Linked DNA regions of Homo sapiens: region 1 is linked to region 2. The links are chromatin loops, found by intact Hi-C in ENCODE. Cell type or tissue: GM12878. All regions are shown on one strand. Each heading gives the region's core, and the rest is flanking DNA. Links, peaks and the distances in the headings are about the cores only. Region 1 has its middle 9.0 kb from the start of LINC02801. Region 2 overlaps LINC01140 (long intergenic non-protein coding RNA 1140).

Region 1 (11,416 bases), core at 1,914-9,913, 52 kb before region 2:
TCAGTTCAGGGCTGAAGGGAGGGTTTTCTCCATATCGTCTTCAGACACCCAGGCTGATGGTGGTTTTCCATTTTCAACCATGGTTTCTAAGGTTGCCCTAGGCATTGAGAGCCCCACCAACTGGAGAGAAAAGATCACGGGCAGTGCGTGTGGGAGGTTTTCAGTGGGCTGGGCCTGAAAATAGTACCCAGCACCTCTGCCCACAAACCACTGGAGAGAACTCAGTCATGTGACCACACTTAACTGCTAGGGGGGCTGGGATATATCATTTCATCGTGTGCCCAGGAAGAAAGAACAGATTTTAGTGGACAGCTAGCAGTCTCCCCCACACTCACCCACACAACTTCCTATTTTTCAACTTGGCAAAAGCTGAGTCCAGGGAGTATTTCTATACAGCAATGTACTCTTTGGCCTGCCAAGAGGCCACATTTTTTATGTGAGAAGTTTCACAAATATCTTGGTGCGATTAATGGGCAAAGACCTGACTCCACCCATTCTTCCTGTGGTATCACTACACCTAGATTCTTGGTTAAGTCCTCCAATACTAGACATAAAACCTTAAGGATGTGAAGTGATCCAGACATTTCCAACCTAAGGAGAAATCAAAGGATGCTTCCCATGTAAAATTCATCTTTTTCCAAATAGTAACCAAAAAGATAAAGGCTTATGTGACAATAAATTCAGCAGCCATGAGACTTGAGGAAGGGGGCTTCCTAGACACCTTCCATGCATTCACCCCCTGAACACATGTTTACTGAACATCCGGTGTGTGCCAGGCACTGTATTAGGCACAAGAGATACACTGATGAACCAGAATGATGTGTCTTGTGGACCTCAGAGACTAGATCAAAGGAAGAAAGTACACGAGAATATAAAGGAAACACATATCATGATAATTATAAGAAAAAAATCAGGCCAAGGCAGAGCATAACAGCAGGAATGGGGAAGGGTGATGTGTAAATGAAGACCCTAAGGATAAGGTGTTAGCCACGCAAAGGGAGTGAGGGAGGAGGTGGGCACTGCAAGTAGAGGACACAGCGTGTGCAGGGGCTGGGAAAGGGAGAGTGCAGTGTGACTGAGGAACAGAGAGTTGCCAGTGTGGCTGAAGATGAGGAAAGAAGCATGAGTGGGAGATGAAACTGGAGAAGCCAGCCAGAACCAGATCATGAAGAGTTTTATAGGTCATGATGGCAGGCATTTGAATTTGAATCTGAATGAAACAAGAAGCCATCAGGGCCTTTAAGATGTGAAGGGACATGATTCCAACTGTATTAGTTAGCTAGGGCGGCCATAACAAAGTACCACAGGCTGAGTGACTTAAACAGCAGAAATTTACTAACCAGATCATGAAGAGTTTTATAGGTCATGATGGGAGGCATTTGAATTTGAATCTGAATGAAACAAGAAGCCATCAGGGCCTTTAAGATGTGAAGGGACATGATTCCAACTGTATTAGTTAGCTAGGGCGGCCATAACAAAGTACCACAGGCTGAGTGACTTAAACAGCAGAAATTTACTGTCTCATCGTTCTGGAGGCTAGAAGTCCAAGAGCCAGGTGTTGGCTGTGTCATTTCCTCCTGTAGGCTCTGAGGGAAGATCAGTTGCAGGTCCCTCTCCTAGCTTTCGGTGGTTGGCTGGCAATCTTTGGCACTACTTGTAGACGGTGCTTAACTGTGCCTTCTCAACATCTTTTCTCTGTACAAGGCTCTTTCTCTCCAAGTGGCATTCTTTTTATAAGGACAACAGTCATATTGGGTAGGAGCCCAAATTCCGCATGACTTCATCTTAACTAACTATATCTGCAATGACCCTATTTCCAAATATGGTCACATTCTAAGGTACTGGGGTTACAACTTCGTATAATTTTGGGGTGGGGACACAAGTCAACCCATAAAACCCACATTTTAAGATTAGTCTCTGCTAAGTATGAATGGGAAGAAGGGGTGATTGGAGTGGAGGTGCAGAGGCAAGATCTGGGAGACTAGGGTCACTGCTGCCTAGGTGAGAGTTGATGTGGGCCTGGGCTAGGTGTCCCAGGAGATATTTTGTTGCTAAAACCAGCATGACTGCTGATAGACTGTATTTCACTGGTGACAGAAAGGGGTGAAGCAAAAATAACACTTCAGTTTCTGGCTTGAGCAAGGAGGAAGATGTTGATGTAATTGAGGAGATGAAAAGCAACTGGGGGATAGAGACATGTTTTGGGGTAGACTACCATGGTTTTATTTGGGTAATGTTAAGTTTGAGATATGTATGAACCAGCCAAGTAGTTATACCAAGTAGACAGTTGCATATAAGGATCTGGAACTCCAAGGAGAGGTGTGCTCTAGAGATTTAAATGTGCAGTCATGAGTGTAGAGAGGAATTAAAGTCACCAAGAACAACTGAGGTGCAGAGCCATTGTTGCTCCTTCTCAGGGTTGGTCATTCTTCTCAGAGGGCTGAGATCCTGACTGTCAAACAAGCCAACCCCTGACTGTTCCATCTCAGGCTTCACACAGATTCTCTGGGTCCTTGGTTTCTAGAGAACATGAAGACAGTGCTCCAAATTCTCTCCCAGGTTTATACAAACTATTCATCATCTGCGTCCAAGAACACCCACACAGCCCAAGGTACACAGCTACCTACATCGTATGAACATTGGTGAACACACAGACGCACGCCCCGTCCCTTCAACAGAAATGACCTAAACTTTGTGAGGTTCACATGTCCCTAGAGATGATCTCATTTGCCTGCTTCAAAAGCGCTTTGGTCTGCACAGCCTGTAGCAGCAAATTTACACTTCAAAAAGCAGACAGCTTTTTCCACATCTTATTCACTTAATGGGTGAGAATGTAAAATTAGTTCCGTTGCTGATGAGGACCTTGAGCCAAATGAAAAGTGTTCATTTGTCAGCACAGACTTACAGCCTGAGACATGATTATATAGCTAATCCAATAATGGGTTTTGATGCTGAGCATTTATTTATATACAGTATGTCTTGTTATCTGTTGATAATCAGGACCTACAATTTACTCTTTCTTGTGCGTGTAGTGTGAAATAGCAACATCTTCCAGACATATTGCATTTAAGTACCAACATGCAAACACATACAAAAAGCGCCATCATCAGCAAAATATTTTATTTGCTTTCTTTAAGAAAGAGAGAGAGAGCCAATGCATGTATTCAGGCTTTTATATTTTTGGATATAATAGTAAATAACATATGAAGTCTCTTTCAAGGCTATATAAGGGTTAAAAAAGAACACTGAAAACAAAATTTCCTTTATGATTTTGATCCACCCAAATCAAGTGATTTCTTCCTCTTGCTCTCTAAAAATTCTATCTGCAGGTCAAATCCTACACATATTTTTACATATAGTGGTATAAACCAAAAAGATACCTGGCAAAAATCTTCACAGTGCCACCAACTGACTCTCTGACTACCTGAATCTTTCAGATACTCTGCTTGTTGCAAAGGTGCGCATTATCACCATGTGAGCATGGGAACTGTAATAATTATCTCAGGCAAAATCTTTCTTTAAAAAATAGTAACTTAAAATTAAATATAAAACCACCACATTTCTATAAACTCTTGCAGAGACTACATACTGCTACATTATATTGTTTCTTACCCTGTGGATGAGCGTAAATGTCTGTCACTAAAATATAGGGACACTCTCATCCTAATATAAATATAAAATGCATAAAATCCAACATTTAAAACAAGCAGGCATTTTTATAGGTATGATGCCTTGTCACATATTCCAGCTATAATAAAGCCTACGGGAAGGGAAAAGCACGTCAGGATTAAGTATTCTGTTCATTGCAAATGTGTAGCACACCTGTAAAATCTGTGAAAAATCCCACATTTTGGAAAAGTCACTGCAAGTTCCTTTCCATGCTACCATCTCTTGGACAGGCCTAGAAAAATCCAGAACAAATGCAGCGGAGCATCAGAGAGCTGTTATCTCCAGCTGCCACTTTTCCCCACTTAGTGATCCCCAGCACAAAGGAAGCTGAGAGGACTGGTCACTCTATGATATATGAGAAGGAAGAGGGGCAAGCACGCTTTTTTAAACTGAAATTTATTCCACAATAAATACTTCAATGTTGGTGGGACATGATGTTTTATTGGATTACACTCGTTTGCTAGAGAAATCACACTGGGAATAGCAAAGCTTGCGGTTTTGTGGGTAATGCATTTGTAGATGTGAGGGTTTTACACTGGAAGTGTGTTGAAGAAGGATAACAAGCCAAATTAGGAAATAGCCAAATACATGCAAATCTCTATTAGGGCAATACTTGGCCGCGTTAAGTCCAAGAGCTTTCTGCGGCAGTTGCTTTACCTAGGCCAGATAATTCATTAGGTTTTGACTCTGGTAAAGATTAAATGAATATAGCATACATTACATTCTTACTTTCGTCGCAGAAACAAATCTTCCTTGTACCAGCCAGTGTAATCTTCAGAGTTTTCGTTATATAAAACACCTCAAGAAAAATGCACCTCAGTAAGATTTACACTTTATTACTCTAATGATTCTACAAACACTACCACAATGTGATGAAAGACAGAGTAGTCCCGGACTGATTGAGAGCTAATAAAAATCAGTACTGAAAACTGAAAAGAGCACCCTTATCATCTTTCTTTCATTTAGAGCTGATTACTAGGGGATTATAATGCAATCACAGCTATGTGTGAGAGGTAGCTATGGGAACCAGTTTTAACTGTTTATCTAGCCAAAGATCTTAATTTAAGTTTGAACACTCTGATTCATTTATATGTAAGACACCAAGGAGACAAAATGCAGAAGAAACAGATGCGCACTTGTTCTTTCCATTTAACTTCGTAAGCTACCAGCCAATTTGTCTTTCAGGGACAAAATTAATTTCTGATGACAATGTGAGCAAGTAATAAACTAGAAGTTCCTGTCCTGGGAAACTTGTTAATGCCATGTAATGTTCTGGAGTTATTTAGGAGGGGAAGAAAGAGATTTGCTCCTGGAGTTACGGGGACATCTGTAACAGACTTGCCTTTGTCCCAGCTCTTAGTCACCCCTGCAGAGGTTTATGACACCTTTTCTAGAAGTTGAATTGGGAAAGTTTAAAAGAAACCATGTTACTTACCATTTCTTTCCTATGGAGTATTTTTAAACTTCTCATTTTCCTTCATATTCTCCACATGATTCAGAATTGCTCAGAGCACAAACCTCTGGCCCATTGCTTCCCAGCCTTGGCATACAGGCAAGGCGAGTAATGATGAGATGAAAAATGAATCATAAGGCTTCCTTCGTGGGTCCCACGTTGCTGTAGAACACAGCCCTTTGCAGACAAGTGCACTCAACCTGAGGGGCTCGAGGCCATGGCAAACACTTCACAGAGGGGCCCAGGATGTGTGCCAGGACATCTCAGGGATGGGATTCAGTGTGCTAATCCGCTGCCAGCCAGAGAGAAGGGTGCCAGTCAGCTAAATGAAAGGCATGCACATATTTACTTGGATGGGAATTGAGACTGGCCACCTCCTTGAAAGCTATCTATGATGCTACCTATTTCCTCATGTCAGTGAGAATAACCATAATGATAATAACAAAAGCTAGCACTTACTGAACATTTACTGTATACCAGAGAATAAGATGGACACTCTACATACATTACTTCGTTTAATTAGCTCAAAACCCTATGAAGAAGTCATTTTTATGGCCATTTTTTTGGGCAAGGAAACTGAGTCACACAAAACCTAACTTGTCCAATGTCATGGCTAGCAAATGCAAAAGTCAGCGTCTGAACTCCATCTGTCAGACTACAAAACTGATGTTTTCTAGCGCTCTGAAAGGGAAACCTTGACAGCGTTCTTTATCTTGGCCATTAATGTTTTCCCATCTTATTACAGTAGTCACCTCTTATCTGCAGAGGTTGCGCTTCAAGATCCCCAGTGGATACCTGAAACTGAGAGTAGTACTGAACCCCATGCAGACTATGTTCCCGCCTATACATACACACCTATGATAAATTTTGATTTCTAAATTAGGCACAGTGAAAAATTAACAACAATAACTAATAAAATAGAACAATTATGACAATATGCTGTTAAGTCATGTGAATGTTCATTCTCTCTCTCTCTCTGCCTCTCTCTCTCTTTCTCTCTCTCTCCCCTCCTTCTCTCTCTCAAAATATCTTACTGTACTGTACTCACCTATTTTCAGACTCAGTTGACCACGGGTAACCGAAACTGTGAAAAGCGAAACCACAGATAAGGGGACTAACGTACATACCCAGTTTTTTCTGTCTCTAAATTGTGTTCGTCTGTTAACCCATAGGCTCTGTGCTCCGCTCCCCACTCACTCCCACCCCCGACTTCCCCAGCTCGTATTTTTCTGCTCTCCGGGGGAACTCCCCACGGCATAATGGCTATCCATTAGTGTGTTTTTAAAACCTCGCTTTCTCCTATCCTCTGACAGTTTTCATATGCTCCACATGAAGGATCCTTTTCCAGAAATACTTTTGAAGAAAGTCTAAAGTAAGCTGAAAAGTATTACATTTTTCATCTCAACGGGGAAATGGATTTACGAAAAGGAGAGAAGAGCCTGCAGGTCTTTCAGATTTTAAAAAGAATTCAACACACTGCTGCACTGGCACTGGGAACACATCTATCACAGAAACCAAGAGAGCATCTGCATTTACACGCGGAAACGATTCCTTCGTCCTTGATCACGATAATGACTTAGAGTTCCGCTGAGCCTTTCATCCAGAGGGACGCCATGGCCCCTGCAAAAGCCAGCCCAGTGAGAGGCTCCTTCCACCACCAAGGCGCTGCTTCCTCCAAGGTGAAAGGAGGAAACGGCTCTATTAGGGGAAAATTGAAAATGACAAGCAAGCACTGTAAATTCTGTTTCCAAAGGCAACTAAAATAACCCGACTGTCCGTCTTTAATTGTCCCATCTAGAACTTGGGCATAACAATGTGGTCCCGAAGAAACCATCTACAGAGCATTAATAGCAAGACATACATAAAAGAAGGGAGTTGCTTTCTGGGCCTAGAGAAAGCCATGATCTGTGAGCACTAGGACATTTTACTAATTGCCTTATTTCCGGTTTTTAAACCTAGGTCAGGCAACTGGAGGACATTCCCTAAACAATTTCTGCATGCTTCCCCTTGACCTCAGGAGTCCAGTGGGATGAGTGCAATGACAGACACAGGCTAGTTTACTGTTTGGGGCAGCGCAGAGCTGCTTCCCTGGCTGATTGTAAACGATTGGATGAAACATAACCAGCGTCACCGGCTATTGTTCTGCAGGTCCTGGAACCCAGGGTGAAAGTCAGACTCACACTCAGCAAGGCACAACTCAGAAGTTGCCGTTCCAGCCAGGTGGCGGGTGGGCCCTGGGCTAGCCACACAGCCTTAACTAATCAGCAGGTGGCAACTTGCCTCTGTCAGGAGGCGCCGCTTGTCCTCTGCCTGGAATTCCTCTCTCCTATTTCCATCCTTATCCACCGCCAATACTCCACTCAGGTGTCATCTTCTCCAGGTAGCCTTTCTAGAACCCCTTAAAGTTGGGCTAACTGTGCCCCCTCTGTGTTTCCATAGCATCATGCACATACCTCAGGAACGCCATCGCCCACATTGTATGATAAATAGGCATCATTTTATTGAAGACACACGTGCCACTCACCATGCTAAGCACTTCACACATAAATATCTCTTTTCACCCGAGGTACTATCATCCCCATTTTACAGGTGAGGAAGTTGAAGGTCAACAAGATTGAAGTCCTGCAACTAGTAAATGGCAGAATTGGGATTTGAAATTAGGACTTTCTGCCCCCACGAGGCACACTTGCCCCCAATGATTTCAGCACCCTGAGGCTGGAATCCTATTGTATCCATTTCAGTAGCCCCAGCACTAGCACTTGCCAGGCACTTATAGGCCCTCAGTGCACACTTATTGTACTGACACACAGGGGGAAGTCTATGGGGAGCTAACTGACCTATGTTAAGATAGCAAGTGAGCTGGCCTCGGTAGCCTGGCATGCTACCAAACTATTCTTATTTGTCTGGGTAACAATAGAGCTGTTTTTTGTTTGTTTGTTTTTGTTTTGTTTTTAAAAAAAAAAGAAAGGAAGAAAGTTGAAACGTTTAGGCAGGGTCCTTGGTGTCATGCTGACACTTCAGAAAATGTGTTGTCTTCCTGAATTCAGGTGTTCTTTTCACTGAATTCAGTCAAACCGGTTCTGCAGATTGACACAGGAGGTGTAACCTATAGCAATTCAATTGTTATGCATCACTGCATAATCACTTCTGTCATCCATCCCTGTCCTTCGGCAAGGCTGCTGCCGCCACTGTGGGAGCAGCTGCATATTTCCCCAGAGACTGAGTGTGGTGGAGCACCCCGCGTGGCGTGCAGGGATCATTGTGGCAGAGCCCATCTCCATGGGATAGCAAGAGGCTATGCTGTCTGACAGGTGCGCAGCCCTGCTCATCCTTCTCCTTTCTTTTCCACATCCCAGAACTCAAGTCCATCCCTTCTTTTGTCTTCATAAGGGTCTCCCTTCCATCCTTTCTTACTGTCCCTGCTACTGCCCTGGCACAGGCCATAAGCAAGTTGCCACTGGCCTCCTGACTACAGTTGGCCCAGGTCACTCTGCATGCTGCTGTCATGTCATCCCTACCCTGACCCACTGAATACCTCATCCTGCCTGATCTTCAAAAGCTAGTTTTGATTGCCTTCAGCATAAAGTCCACAGTCTCTTGATGCCCAAGCCCTCCACCAGCTACCATTCCAAGCTTATTTTCTACTATTCCCCAACTTAACCCTGCTGAGCTTTTAGCTGCTGTCCTCACTGGTCCCCAAACCAGCTCTGCTCTGCACTGGACCCCACATCCATACACACCCTGCGCTTTACTCAGGCCAGCCCAGTGCTTGCTCCTCTCTGGAATCATCAGTGATGGTTGTCTTCTTTGAATTCTCGTAGCTCCTGTCCACTTTACAGTCAGTGATCTGGTATATCATCTTAGGTAAATGTATGTTGTTGTTTAACTTCGTAGATATTTGTGTACAATATTCCTAGGGAAATCATAGGTTCCTTGTGGGTGGAGACCATCTTTCTCACCTATCTCTGCCCCATGAGGACCTAGAACAGGCAGTGTTTTAGTGATTGTTCAATGCCATTTAGCTAGACTGTGCACAATCCATTCCAGGCATCCCAGAGTCCCTGTAATACCACAAATGTACCATTTTATCTCTTATTTCCAGGTATTTGCATGAGATGTTCCTTTTACCTGGAACTCTTCAACTTTCACACTCCCCACTCCTCCAGCTCTGGTTTTCCTGGAAAGCTACTTGGCCTCAGCTTAGATATCACTGCTTTCAGTGAGTCCTCCCTTACCTCCATGAGACCAGATGAGGGTTGGATCCCCCAGCAGCTATGTTAACTCCAATCAGTGATAGTTATACTATGTGTTCGTTAAGACCCTTTTGATTATGTGTGATGGAGAAGCAACTCAAGCTAAGAAAAGTAGGTAATCTATTGGCTCAGGTATCTGCAATGGCCAGGGCAAAGCTGGACTCAAAGTATGTGGCCGGTTTACATTCTCTCTTGGTTTCTCCTCATTCTCTTTCACTTTTTCTCTACCTAGTGGTTCTGCTTCTTATCCTCTATGCAGCAGAAACTAGAAGGGGGAAGAGAGTGCTAGAGGACAGTCTGACTTTGAGGATACTGGGTTTAATCATCACAACAGCCTCCAAGGAAATGGAGCTGCCTTCTCCCAGCAGCCACACAGTAAACCCCAGGGAACTACTCTCATTGAGCTTGCTTCAGTTTGCAGGTTTATTCCTGGGCTAATCACTGTGGCCGCAGGTATGGAGATGAAGTCTGTAACCTGTCCCCCACCACAGTGTCATGGGGAGTAGAGGTGAACTACTATGATTGCCACCCTTCCCAAAGCCACTTGGAATTGAAAAAGAGAAGTTCTCCATAGGAAAGAGAATCTTATTACCAAAAAAAAAAGATAGTAGATAAACAAAAACAATATATATTCACTACACAACATGTCTGCCTCTTGCATCTGCTGAAAGTTACTTGTGGATATAACTGAGCTTTGGTCATTATCTGTCCTTGGTACCTGGCACATGGGAATGCCCAGTGAATATTTGTTAAATATATGAATGAATGGATTCTCTGAGTGCCAATCAAATACCCTAAGTTCTAGACAAGGGAACACAATGTCCTGTTTTAAAAAGCCTAAGAGTTCATACAGTGTCCACTGGCCACTGCCGTTTTGCTTTCCCAGCCAATGCAGTAGTGGCTACCAGTGGGTTTTTGGAGAACCCACCTTGACTGCTCAACAAATCCATAAAGTGTCCAAACAAGGAACCTAAATTTACCTTAGATCTGGCAAGATGTGAGCCTAAGGTCACTCACCTACCTCCTTAGGCCTGAATCAATCCAATGCTGTGATTGCAAAAATATACAAAGCAGGACTCTATCAAGGCAGAGGACAACAGGAGAGATGCTTCAGAAAATCAACAAGATGCCTGTGTTTCTCACCAGATGGAAGTAAAGAAATATGGTAAGTGAGTTGCTTTATTTGACCATTCTGTTAGTATATGCTAACAACCTAAGAATATTCCACTCTGAGATTATAACAAAATTTGGCTTCTATGCCCCTACTCAATGGCAAGCTCTTAGAGCACAAGGACCCTATCTTTAACTACTTTGTTATTCCCAAAGTGATTGGCACAACAAAGATGCACAGAGAGGCTGGAACTAAAGTACCTCAATCTATCTGGAGTTTTTATAAATCTAATTCTGCAAACCCAAATCTGATATGCTACTGAATTTCAGAGACAGTGCCATCACCTTCATTGTCTCGTTGCTTCCAGAAGAACTTTATTTATAATGATGGAGTTCTTGTATTTCTTCTTAGGCCCTATCATTAACATAAACAAAAATGCTTTTAAAATCTATTTTAAAATGTGGGTCTTACCCATTTTCTTGTCATCTGCCAAATGCCTGTAGTTTTTCTAATGAATTAGGCACCACAACATACAATAAATGTGGTGCTCATACCCACTGGTCCATCTTTACAGAATTTTGGCCAAATGCATGCGTGTGCGCACACACACACACATACACACACACACACATCTTTAAATAATAAGTTCCTTTGGAATCCCTATGGGGTATGATATGAGAAAGCTATATTCCTTAGTCTCAGGATGCCCAGGCATTACAAAAAATTTTGGAACAAACTTTAAGAAGGCTTATTTTAAACCTTAAATTCATTAAAATTTTTGGTTTATTACTGTATTAGTGTGTTTTTACACTGCTGATAAAGACATACTCAAGACTGGGCAATTTACAAAAGAAAGAGGTTTAGTGGGCTTACAGTTCCACATGGCTGGGGAGGCCTCATAATCACGGCAGAAGGCAAGGAGGAGCAAGT
Region 2 (11,416 bases), core at 2,296-10,295:
TGGAAAGAAGTTTTATTCCATAAATATTTATAGATTTTTTAAATTAAATACCCAGCATTACCTATAAGTCTTTGCTACCATTATTAAAAAACATAAACCCCAAAACTCTTGACTTCTGAGGCATTGCTAGCCACTGGACCTTATTTCCTGTGGAACCCCATAATCTCCTCTTTGAGATGGTAAAACATTCACTCATCCTCTGAACACTGTGAATTGTGTGCAATTTCCACAGCCCTTTGCATTTACTGGGTACAAGGTAGAGGCTGAGACGGGCCCCACACTAAGAGCTGCTCTTTTCTTAAAGATTTTTGGCTTCTATGAAGATTTTTATGTTGGAAGGAAAAATAGAACTCTGGATCTAGAAATCACTCCAAGTCAATATCCTCTTGGTAGTCTGGGTTGGGTGTGGGAAAGTTCCACTTGGCGGCTCTGAGGTCCCAACTACTATCAAATGGCTAGCACAAAAGAGAAACAAATTGGATATTGAGCATCTCTCTGACTCAGGTCTTGGGGTCTCACTGTGTTGGTGAGATCATGCTCTAGTGAGATGCTTCACAGGTATCTGGTAATTTAACCAACTTGTACAGGGTCCAAAACAAAGCCATCTTGTGCCATAGCAAAGTCCCGGTGAACTGGAGAAGGAGACACTTACGAGTGTGTGCCTAAATTGTTCACCTTCTACCCCGCCCACATCCCAATGTGGATGCCATTAAAAATCTCAATTGCTAATATCTGGAAGGTATCCTGCGCTCTCAGAACTAAGGCCAGGGTGTCATCTGTCTCTAATCATGAAAGCAGACTCTCTCCAAGCCTGAAGACTGAAGTGGCACCAAAAGTCTCAGGTGCTCCAGCCCAAGCCTGGTGCTATCACCCTTGGGACAGTCACAGCAGATGGTCCATTTTCACAAATGTCAAAAATCAGGCTCCAGACACTCACGAGGCCAGAGCACACCCTAAATTAGCTGTCGGCCACTTAAATCATACAGGTTACACTTTCTCTTTACCTTTTGCTCCCTAACGTTGCTCAGTGAATGACTGTATGAACTGTCGCTCTCCAAAGAGCTTCAAACGAACTCCATGTAAACAGTGCATCTGAAGAGGCCCACAGAACTTGAAAGAAGAGGACTTGGCTTCCCTCGTTCTTTGAAAAATATATCCTGTATCCCTTGGCTGGATCATACAGAAAAAGAAATCTGAGTTTCTTTCTTCTGCTCTTCCGGGGAGGAGGGTGGCACAGTCTGTCTATGGCTGAGCCCACAGTTGTACATGAAAGTTAATATTTCCAGGGCCCTGCGTGGGATACCTTTCCCAGAATTCATGTTCTCCATGGGAAACTGAAATAGCGCGTGACAGTTGCCCTAAGTAGATTTAAATAATTAAATTCAAAAATTCTCAAACCACTTGCTGTTTCAAATTTATTTCTTTAATAACAGCTCAGACTCAGCAACAGACTGGATTAAGGTTTCATTTATTGGAAATTTAAGGTATATCCAGCTCTGGGTGTTGTTTTTAAGTATTTAAGGGGAAATTTGTGCTGGGTGAAAATGAAGAGACTGCAGCATTATAAATTCATTTCCTCTATTAGAAGCAGGGCTGCGCCTGCACGCTGCAGCTGTTCCAGGAGGCAGTCCCGACAGGCTGGAGGGCGAGCCGGGAGCAGACAACCCTTTGTTTCCCCAGTAGGGGAGATTTGGCCAGTCCAACACCCTCGGCAAGAACGATTTCCTCAGTGGCGCCAGGCAGTTGGGCAGGATCATCTGGGGTGGTTTTCATGTGGCAAAGTAAAGCATCCTTTGGGATTCCAGGGCAACTTCTAAGGGATCCATTTGCATCTGTGACCTCAAACCATGCCGTGCCCCAGGCCCCAAAGATGGGAGGCTGCCATGGCCTGAGCCTAGTTTGCTGACCTCTGAAATAACCCATCCTGAGACATTCAGCAAAGCCTCAGAAAACAGGTGTTACATTGCAGGTAACAGCCCCACGGTACTTACTATTCATGCTAACAATTTTACAAACAAGTGAGTTTCTTATACATTCATCGCCACCCCCAGGCATTCATATTCTTTTTAAGTACAGAAACCTTAATTAGATTTTGACCACAGACCCGGATTTGACTTACCCTGACAGGGTTTCCATTAGTGTAATCTGTGGGGGAATTCGCTGTTTTAACATCTGTGTGCCTGAGGCCTATCTCACATTTACTGCAAAACTCTGAAAAGCCTCCCTTGTATGGCTGTATGTTTCCTCATGCTCCCAATTTCACAGAAGTCATTTCAGCACCAAACGGTAATTAGCAAAGGGATGGGCCTCAGCTGACATGAATGCAATTTATTGTTTTCCACGAGGCCCTGAACCAAGCAAACAAAGAACACAGTCTAGCTGTCTGGCATTTTATTAACTTGTATTGTGCGGTGCACCTTACTGAAGGGAGATCTTCAAGAGAAATTCAGCAGTTTGTGTGTGGCAACACACAGACTTTGGAAGAATATTAATTTCAGTTCAATTAGGCAAGTTTTGTGGTACCTCAGCCTGTAATAGAGGACAGCCACTTTTATAATTATCTTCCATATTAACTTTATCATCACCAGACTTCTGCATAAATTCAACCTTTCATCTTTAAAATGCCAACACTTCTTCAATTTTGGCAACCGTACAGCACTGCTAATTATTTGCTCATTATGTGTGGTTAACTGATGAATCATTAATAAATGAATGAATGGCTAATATATTTTTATGGTAATTGGAGATATAACTGATTGCGGACTTCCTTAGCTTCTCAAAACGGCACTGAATGAGCAGTGGCTGCCTAATTGTTTACAGATGATATTTATGCCCCCACCCAGCATTTCCCACAGTTGTGGTTTATCCCTGGCATATTCTCATCAGTCCAGGGTGGCGGCTTGAACCAGTCTGGGCAGAGGGGAGTGGGCGGCAGCATAACCGAGCTTCCCTTATTGTGTTTCTGTCACCTCGTTTGTTTCAGCTCAGCTGACACGTAACCACGTACGAGCCGCATGACCATTTGCTAGCAATTCAAACAGTGCTTGTGGACTCTATTTGACTAGCCATTGGCAGGGCCACAGCTATGACACTGCTGTGGTTACCCCTAGTCACAAACACATAAAGACTCAGATGCTGACACACAAAGACTCGGGCCATCCAACTGCCACCTGTCTTGCCTGGCACACCCAAAGGAGCAGTGGCCAGTGGCCACCCAGCGTGGTGTCTCTGTGGTTGAAGAGTTAAAGGGGACCCTTTGCAAAGTTTGACTGGGAGACTGGAGTCCAATTTGCACCACTGACTGAAGTCCAGAAAATAAAATCAACCAGAGATCCTTTAACTCCATTCACTGACTCACCATTCCACAGCTGGTTAACGTGTTTGGAGATTAACTGCTGAATTACAAAAATTATATTTATCATGCTGCAAATCAGTCAGCACCTATAGGTTAAAAACAAAGAGTACGTATTTGTTGACAATTCTTGTGAAAATGAAAGATAGAATACTTGCCAAATAAGGCTTGTTTAGCTTCACACAAACAGACGGAAGATCAAGTTAAAAATGCAAAGGAGATTACCAATTCTTAATTATAATTATTTAACCAGGTGGGTAGTTTCTCCTAATGAACATTTCCATGAAAACAGAATAACTAATGACAGTCTTAAAGAAGCCTTTGTCTTTCCATGTACTAATGATCACATTTATAAATATGCAGCAAGGCCCCCGTGTACATTGCTAATGATAAGTAATTAAGTACCAGGCGTGGGAAGCCAGTGAAAAGGGTCATGTTAATGCAAGAGAGGAAATTAAAAATGCAATAAAATAAGTTGCCTAGAAAAGATTAAATAAACTTCTGGCTTCTCCTTCTTCCAGACGTAAAAGAACAGTTTCCCCATTCTTGTAGTGAAGCCATGGCAGGCCATTCAACAGCTGGTTATCAAGTCAGACAGTACCAAGTGATCCACTTGCTTTCTACCTCCATCCCCATTTTATCCTGCAGGATTTCAGGCAGAGGGTGTGGCTCAAAGTAAAAGGCATTTTGGGTCACCAAAGGAGAAGATGAGCCCCTTGGAAAAAGGAAACAGTTGGCCATCACAGATGGATACCTTCCACTGGCTAATTAAATAGGACTTTGGTTGCTGTTGCTAAAGTACCACTTGTTTATAAAACTGTGTTGACCAATCTGGGTTTTTTTCTTGCTTCTGGAAGAAAAAGAGAGGACAAGATCAGTGCCTTTTCCAGTAGAGCAGAATAACCTTCTCATGTTGTTGGCTTCCCCAGCAGACTGCAGACTCCTGGAGGGTAAGACCACGACTCTGTGTTATTAGACACTGTAGCCCTCACACCTAGCCCTGCACAGAGGCCGTGAATGTTTAATAAACACTGGTTGAATAAGTGAATGAATGAATGTTCAAAATAAACCATCCCTAAGCCAAGGAGCAGTTTGTCCAAGAGCCCTGTCACATCGCTCCCCATCCAAGCAGCCCTGCCACCCAAACGCTGGCCCACTCAAAAGATGTAAGGGCTTTCTGTCATTCACTTACTGAGAAAGGCACTGATTCCTTCTTCAACATATCATCATCAAAAGGAACAGAAATTTGAAGCTTTAAGGAAAAAAAAAGGTCTTTGCAAAAAAAATCATATAGTTGGTTGTCAGACTCCTGTTTAGGAATTGACTAGGAATCCCAGCATCTCTTTTGAGCATTAAAGACACACAAAATGAATAAGGGCCTTCTTGGCAAAAGAAAAGGGACTTATATTTGGATCTCCAAAGCTCTTAAATAAGAGCAATTTTGATTTTTTTTTAAAGTATCTTAGTGAAGCTCTCAAACCACTGAAGATTTTTTTCTTTCAAACGTTTCGAACTCGTTGATCTCAAGTCTCTCCAGACCTCCACATTCCCTAACTGTTCTATGTGGTTAATCCCTGAGTGGGGGGAATCTAATTTTCTGCGGCTGCAGTCTCGGGTTAACAAGAAGGCAACCTTGATCTGAAGAAAATAGCAACCCACGAAAATCTAAACCTTGGCTGGCGATTTGGGGTAGCTTTTCTTGTTTAAGTTTTCTCCCCTTTTTTCTTTAACAAGTTTAAGAAACAAGTCATAAGGCAGAAAATCTAGGGTTTGGCTGTCTCTGCCCTGTTTTAAGGCTCCTTCTGAATTCAAATGAATCATTTCCTTTTACATAAAATCTTCAACGAGGCCACACTTCTTTTGTTATCAGAGTGTTGTCATCGGCAAGCCTGCTCGACTCTCATAAAGGCAATTTAGTACCTGACATTCGAGCAACGTGTGCGCGGGCCTGGATTTGCCTTACAAATAAGGGCTGCCAAGGAAACCTCTGGGGAGGCCGGCGGCCCTGCTCGGGGACACCTAAGGTGCATCTTTCATCAACTTCTCCGACAGGCCTTTGCTTCCCAGGGCGTGCTGTTCTGTACACAGCCGCCTTCCCCTCCCGAGAAAGTTCAGGACGGCGGCGGGGCCACTCTGCAAGCTTATCCTGACCCCCAGCGGTCGACCCTGTCATCGGGCCCGCACCGGGTCCCTCTCTCGCTGCCGGGCAGAGGCGAGCACCGCCCTGAGGTTCCCTGGATCCCAGGGACCCAAGCACCATTCGCTTTAATTGACAATTAAAACAAACTTCGGTTCTCACAAGAATCAACCGAGTGAAATTTCACAACTGCAAGTTTCACAATTCAATTCCCTTGAAGCAAAACCAACAGTTTCCCTGAGGTTTCACTCCACACCTCTCCATTTGTTGTTTAACTTCCCCCTCAAGTTTCTCTTCCCACACACAATTTTATTTTCAAGTCAGTCATGGAAACAGTTTAATTATGTTTCTGGGGGTCCCCGCATCCTCCCTGCCCCGGTGCTGAGTCAGCGCTTCCGCGAGCCCCAGGATGAGGACTCCAGCGAGCGCATGTTTATTAACAGAGCAGCGTGGCGCTCCCAGCGACCAGGGGGGCCCCCCCGAGGTGGCTATTTATGGCTTCTGCCCACCGGCCTGCCTGTTCAAGCTGTTTCATATTGTCAGCCACCGGAATCAAACAACCTGAAATAAGGCCTCCGCGGCCACGAATAGAATGCAGTCAGCAAACAACGTCCGACCCCGGCGGTAGAGTCGCCGGATTTAGCAAGTAAAAATACAAGATGCCCAGTTAAGATTGAATTCAGATAAACCACAAATACATTTTTAGTATAAGTATGTCCCAAATATTGCAAGGGATATGTTTGTACTAAAACATATTTGTGGTCTATCTGAAATTCACATTTAACTCGGGGCCTTCTATTTTATCTGGCAATCCTACCCAGTAGAGAAAGGAGAGGTTCTGTTTTATGGTTTTACAGCTCAGCTTCTGAGCAGATCGGGATAGTTCAGGGGGCCTGGGCCTCTCCTAAGAGTTAGGTGAGACTTATTTTTAAACGGTAGGAAAATAGTCCGAATGTGGATTCTCGGAGCCTCTCTGGAGGCTCAGACCTCCCTGGACATTGCCCCCCTTCTCAGTCCTACCCTCTTCTCTCCCTCCCTGTCTCTCTCCACTGTGGAGGCAGGACCCTGTCCTGAAGGGTCCCGTTCCCACGGTCAACCTTCCCAGTCAGCCTCAGGTGTCCTAGCTCGCAGATGTTGAAGCAAAAGTCAAAACCAAGGTAACTCTTTTTAGGGGGTAATAGATTTAACTGCAGCTGGGTCTTCAAGGGACAGGAGTAGCCATATTCTGAACTGCTATTTGTATCTACTGAAATGTAAACATTAAAAAAATTTAAAAAAAAACAAGTTTGAATTACTATCTTCCTTTAAAAAAAAAAAAGGCTACGGCCTTGGGAATACTGTACATATCTGTTACCGACAATTCTGAAAACCACCTCTGCAAGCCTGTCAGTTAAACCAAATGTTAAATGGAAAATATTTGGCGGGATTTAAAATTAGACCCGCACACATTACTTACAGATGTTTCCATGCAAAACACTTGAAACTGAACCACACCAAGTCATAAACCCCACAATGGTGTATTTTTTATACCCCAAGTTAATTTTTATTATATAAGTAGCCATATGAAGAAGGTATTGCATACAGCTTAAATTAAATACGGAGGAATGAAATCAGCAGTATCCCTTTACAGCATATGGCCCAGCAAATCAAATTACAAAGCTTTCCACATCTCATTAACTGCAATGAGTACAGTGAGTTTTCTAATAAGTCACATCTTTTTCATGTGAGTGGTGAGCAGTGACTTATTGTAAGAATTCACAGGATGACCCTTGTGCTGAAATTAAGAACTAATCTAAAATGGGCAGGGTCATCTGGTCAAGACTGATCATAACATTTCCTCATTATTGTTTTAGTTGGCATTGAAGCATATGTTTTCCTGGTGCCCCAGCTGAAAAATGCCTTTGATAATTTCACTGACAGCAAATAACCCACACACTGCCATTTAATGAGTTTGGGCAGGATTAGCTGACAATAAAGAATATAGTATAAATGTTTTTATTAGAACAGATTTATTTTTTAGCTGGGAAAAAAAAAAGAAGTCACATGGAAATGCTGAGCTGATTTCTACCCTTGTGATAGCGATCGCCCTGTTAGTGATGCAGGTGAAGAGGCAGAAGCTGCACGAAGCCCAGGGCTGGCCAAGACAGTGCCTTTAGGCTACAAATGGTGAAAGGCAAATTCCAGCTGGAACCTATACTCAGATGTCTGGTTCCTCCTTTGCACAACAAGAAAAAAAATACTTCTACAATTGCTCATCATGTGGCCTTTGGTTGAGATGAATTACCAATTTACAACCTCTTGTGTTTGGAGAGAAGCAAACTGTGCTCTTTTGAGGCAAGAATCAGGAACCTAAAATCATTTAAGCTTTCTTGTTTATAAGGCCAGAGTGAGGCCAAAAATCCATTTTCCTCTGTGCTCTAAGCCCTTTCAATGACGAGTTTCTCACCATCTGCACTAATAAATATGGACTGGTGTGTGTATAACCATACACTGAGGAGAAGGGAAGAGTGAAAGGATTTTAAATGATTGCAAATTGCTCTCCTGCTGAGATAACAGCAGTTTGCATGTGAGCCTCAGTTGTCACACATTAAGAATGGGCATTTGGCTTCTTTTCACACAGCTGCGAGAGAGAAGGGGTAAGTTTCAGAACAACTAGAGAGAAAAGCGGTCTGTTGTTCTTAGGGAGACAGGCTTTCTAGTGGCATCTTGCCCAGAAGCTCTTGCTTCGCAGCTCCAACCATGGGGACTGGAGACAGGATAAGCAGACCAGTCCCCAGAGCTGGGAGCAAGGGGAATCACTGAAGCCCTGAAACAGGATCATAAGCCTCAAGGCTCAGCAGAGATCAAAGGGATCAAGAATGGAAACAAGGCCAGAGGATTGAAGTAGCCTGGTGTGTAACAAAGTGATCCTTGAGTTAAGGTCAGTTTCTTGGGAAGACTTGGAGGCTTAAGACTCATCCGTAGGCACAAGTGGTCACAGGGAAAACTCTGTCTTGGGAAGATGCAAACAGCAGTCTAAGAAGGTGGTGTAGGTTAGTAGAGGCGGACAGTGAGTGTGCCATAGGAAGAGTAAGGCCACTGAGGCAAAAGCCAGTCATCCAGGGACCCTGGAGCCTGACTAGACTCAGAGGTCTCCTCCCAGCCAGAGAGAAGTGACTCCCTGTTCCTAGCAAAATGTAATGGGCAACTGTGGAAGCTTCAAAGAGACTGTCCGGTGAAATAGGGAAGTGTCTCAACAGTAGAACAGCAGCCACAGTGAAAGTGGAGTGCCCACGCCATCAGAAAGTGCACTTTAGGAAATGCTGAGGAGCGTGAGAAGACCCCTTGGTCAGAACACTTCCAAATACATCCTCCAACAGAAGGACCTCCAACCTGCCCCAAGGTGGGGCTGTGAAACCCAGTCACCTACCTCTCCTCTCAAGTGATCAACATGGGAGGGGAAGGGACCCTGGGAAGCAAGGGGGAGTAGGAAGTATCAAGTCAAGGGAGGAGAAGGAAAGTGGGAACTGAAATGGAGCAAAGCATCAGCCGTTGAGCCCAGACAAGGCAGTGGGATGAGCCAGGAAGACAGGCTGGAAAAGTCACCCGAGGAGGTGAGACTCCTAAGAAATACCTGTGGCTGAGCCCATGGGAGGAGAAGGCACTGTTAAGGGTGCCAAGCCTTTAGGACACCCAGGGGAAAACGTGGGGAAGCAGGGAAGGTAGGGGAAGGGAGAGTCTGCCATTAAATACATGACCAATCCCTGGTGAGAAGGAACGGCTAGCTACCACCCAAAGCAACTGTTCAGGATTGTGGACTCATACAGGGTTCACTCTTAGTGTTGTCTTAGGTCCTCAACACAAAACCTATATTAAAGCCTTTATCACCTAATTTCACCCTTCAGTTGTAATTGAAGCTTCCAAGCCTAACACAGGCCCTGGTTACTTAAACTGGAACCAAACAAGGAAAATCCCCGAGTATTGCTAGGTAACAATAACAAGTAATATTTGCACCACTTTACAGTTTACAAAGTGTTGTCATCATTTTTCTCATTTGCTCTTCATTACCAGGCTGTGAAGAAGGCAACTTACCCGTAGCTAGGAAGTAAAAATGGCCAGATCGCAGACCAAAGTCTTCAGATTCCAAGCCCAGTGTAACTTTTATTACAGCAAATATCTCTTATATACTGGTCAAATAACACTCTAAAATGCTCTGGCAGTCTGAGGAAATATCCATGTTGTACTCCTGGGGGAAGGTATTCAGGGATTAAACCAAAGTTCTCCAGAAGAGACCATCCTTCCCTTACACCTTAGAATATCTCCAGATCTAAAGTGTGTGTTGGAGGCATTCTGCCTCCATTCCTCCCTGACTGGTGCAGATGGAACAACGTTGCCGAGATGACATTCTTCAGAAACATGCTTTCTAGGACCCTCTTGGTAACTGCTCATTGACTATACTTGGAATAAGAGCCATAGTTGTTTTTTTGGCAAAGGAAGAAAATGAGGAAAGAAATCACATACAGACTTGAGCGACATCAACATGGCTTTCGAAGCAGCATCAGCCAGGGGAGCATCTAGCTCAAAGGAACTGGAGCTACCAAGTGCTATGTACCTTCCCCTTCCCCTCAAACCTTCTCTCTCTCTCTCTCCTATTTCTTCCTCTTTTTCCTCTCTCCATTACTAGATGATGCCCATGATATAGTCACTGTCTAAGAGGAAATAGGAAACTCTTTTATGTCTGCATTCTTCCTCCCCCACCTCCCCCCCACCCCCAACCCCACCCCCGCCAACTCTAGCAGGTGAATGGGGCCAAACTAAAGAGTGGTCTTGTTGAAGATATAAAGGCTTCAGGTGAATCTGAAAGGCTGGTTGTGCAAGTAGATTATACAAATTCTGGGCTGGACCCAGTGGCTCATGCTTGTAATTCTAGCACTTTGGGAGGCAGTGGCAGGAAGATCGCTTGAGGCCAGTAGTTTGAAACTAGCCTGGGCAACAGAGCAAGACCCTATCTCTACAAAAAAAAAAATTTTTTTTAATTAGCCAGGTGTGGTGGCATGTGCCTGTAGTCTCAGCTATTAGGGAGGCTGAGGTGGAAGGATTGCTTGAGCCCAGGAGTTCAGTGTTGCAGTGAGCTATGAGTGGGTCACCACACTCTAGCCTGGGTGACCAAGCAAGATCTTGTCTCTAAGAAGAAGAGGAAGAAGAAAAGGAAGAGGAAGAAGGAGGAGAAGGAGAAGAAGAAGGAGAAGGAGGATGAGGAGGAAGAGGAAGAATTATCCTGCTCCCATGTGGGAGGCTTTGAAGGCCTCATCCTCTACCACCTGAACTTGTAATTAAACACTTCCCTTCCATTTTCCCAAAGCAACCGAAACCAGCACAGAAACCTCTTGTCAATTACTTGCGCAAGTGTCCCTTGGGTATGTTGATAAACAAGACAAAGTTTTCAACCTAGGGAAACATTCTTTCTGTCCTTATCTCCTCTGCTTTCCCAAACCTCCCCAATACTACCACTGGCCCTACAGCATTTCTTGCAGCCCTCCTTCATTCCAGCCAAGTCTAGCTTTGTGTGGCCCCACAATTCTCCTTCATGTTACTTCCAAGCTCCCACCCAAGATACCCCCAAATGCTGGGAGCATCTCCTTCTTGTTTCCTGTGCTGCTTTCCTCTCTTCCTTGGAAGTTCCTCTCATTGACTCTAGGAAGGCTTCCTTTAGTACTGAATTCCCAAATATACAGCTTGTTAAAGCCTCTAATGTGTACATTGAGTATCGGAAAACTCAACAATCACTTACAAGTTAAGATTTCTATGTCTCGGGGCTGAAAGGGACTTTTGAATCAGAATTGGTCCATTTTCAAATATTCCTCTAGCTTATGACAACTTTCTAAGCTTCAGTTTTTTCATCTGTAAAATGAGGGTCTTCATTCTAAGGTTCTAGAAGTCCAAGGCTT

What was found. Peaks named below come from ENCODE experiments on the same cell type or tissue, not always from the same donor. Only the 100,000 strongest peaks of a DNase experiment are listed, where the experiment ranks them.
Region 1: it touches region 2 in a loop (2.8-fold over the local background); 4 of 110 quality-filtered maps call a loop at or near these places.

The regions. Positions count from the first base shown.
Region 1 is chr1:87,197,933-87,209,348 of GRCh38, reverse strand. No RefSeq gene overlaps it. Among named protein-coding and RNA genes, the nearest start is that of LINC02801, 9.0 kb to the left of the region's middle. RefSeq lists a silencer at 6,117-6,176 and enhancers at 6,397-6,446, 7,848-8,347, 8,348-8,849. In GM12878, for the core only: no CTCF peak of the experiment used is centred there; a DNase peak (open chromatin) is centred at 6,248; H3K27me3 peaks cover 349 bases.
Region 2 is chr1:87,146,168-87,157,583 of GRCh38, reverse strand. All of the region lies in intron 2 of LINC01140 (long intergenic non-protein coding RNA 1140), which reads right to left. Among named protein-coding and RNA genes, the nearest start is that of LINC01140, 22 kb to the right of the region's middle. RefSeq lists enhancers at 5,212-5,810, 5,811-6,409, 8,207-8,871, 10,207-10,706. In GM12878, for the core only: a CTCF peak has its summit at 5,518; DNase peaks (open chromatin) are centred at 5,263 and 5,783; H3K4me3 peaks cover 1,402 bases; H3K27ac peaks cover 453 bases.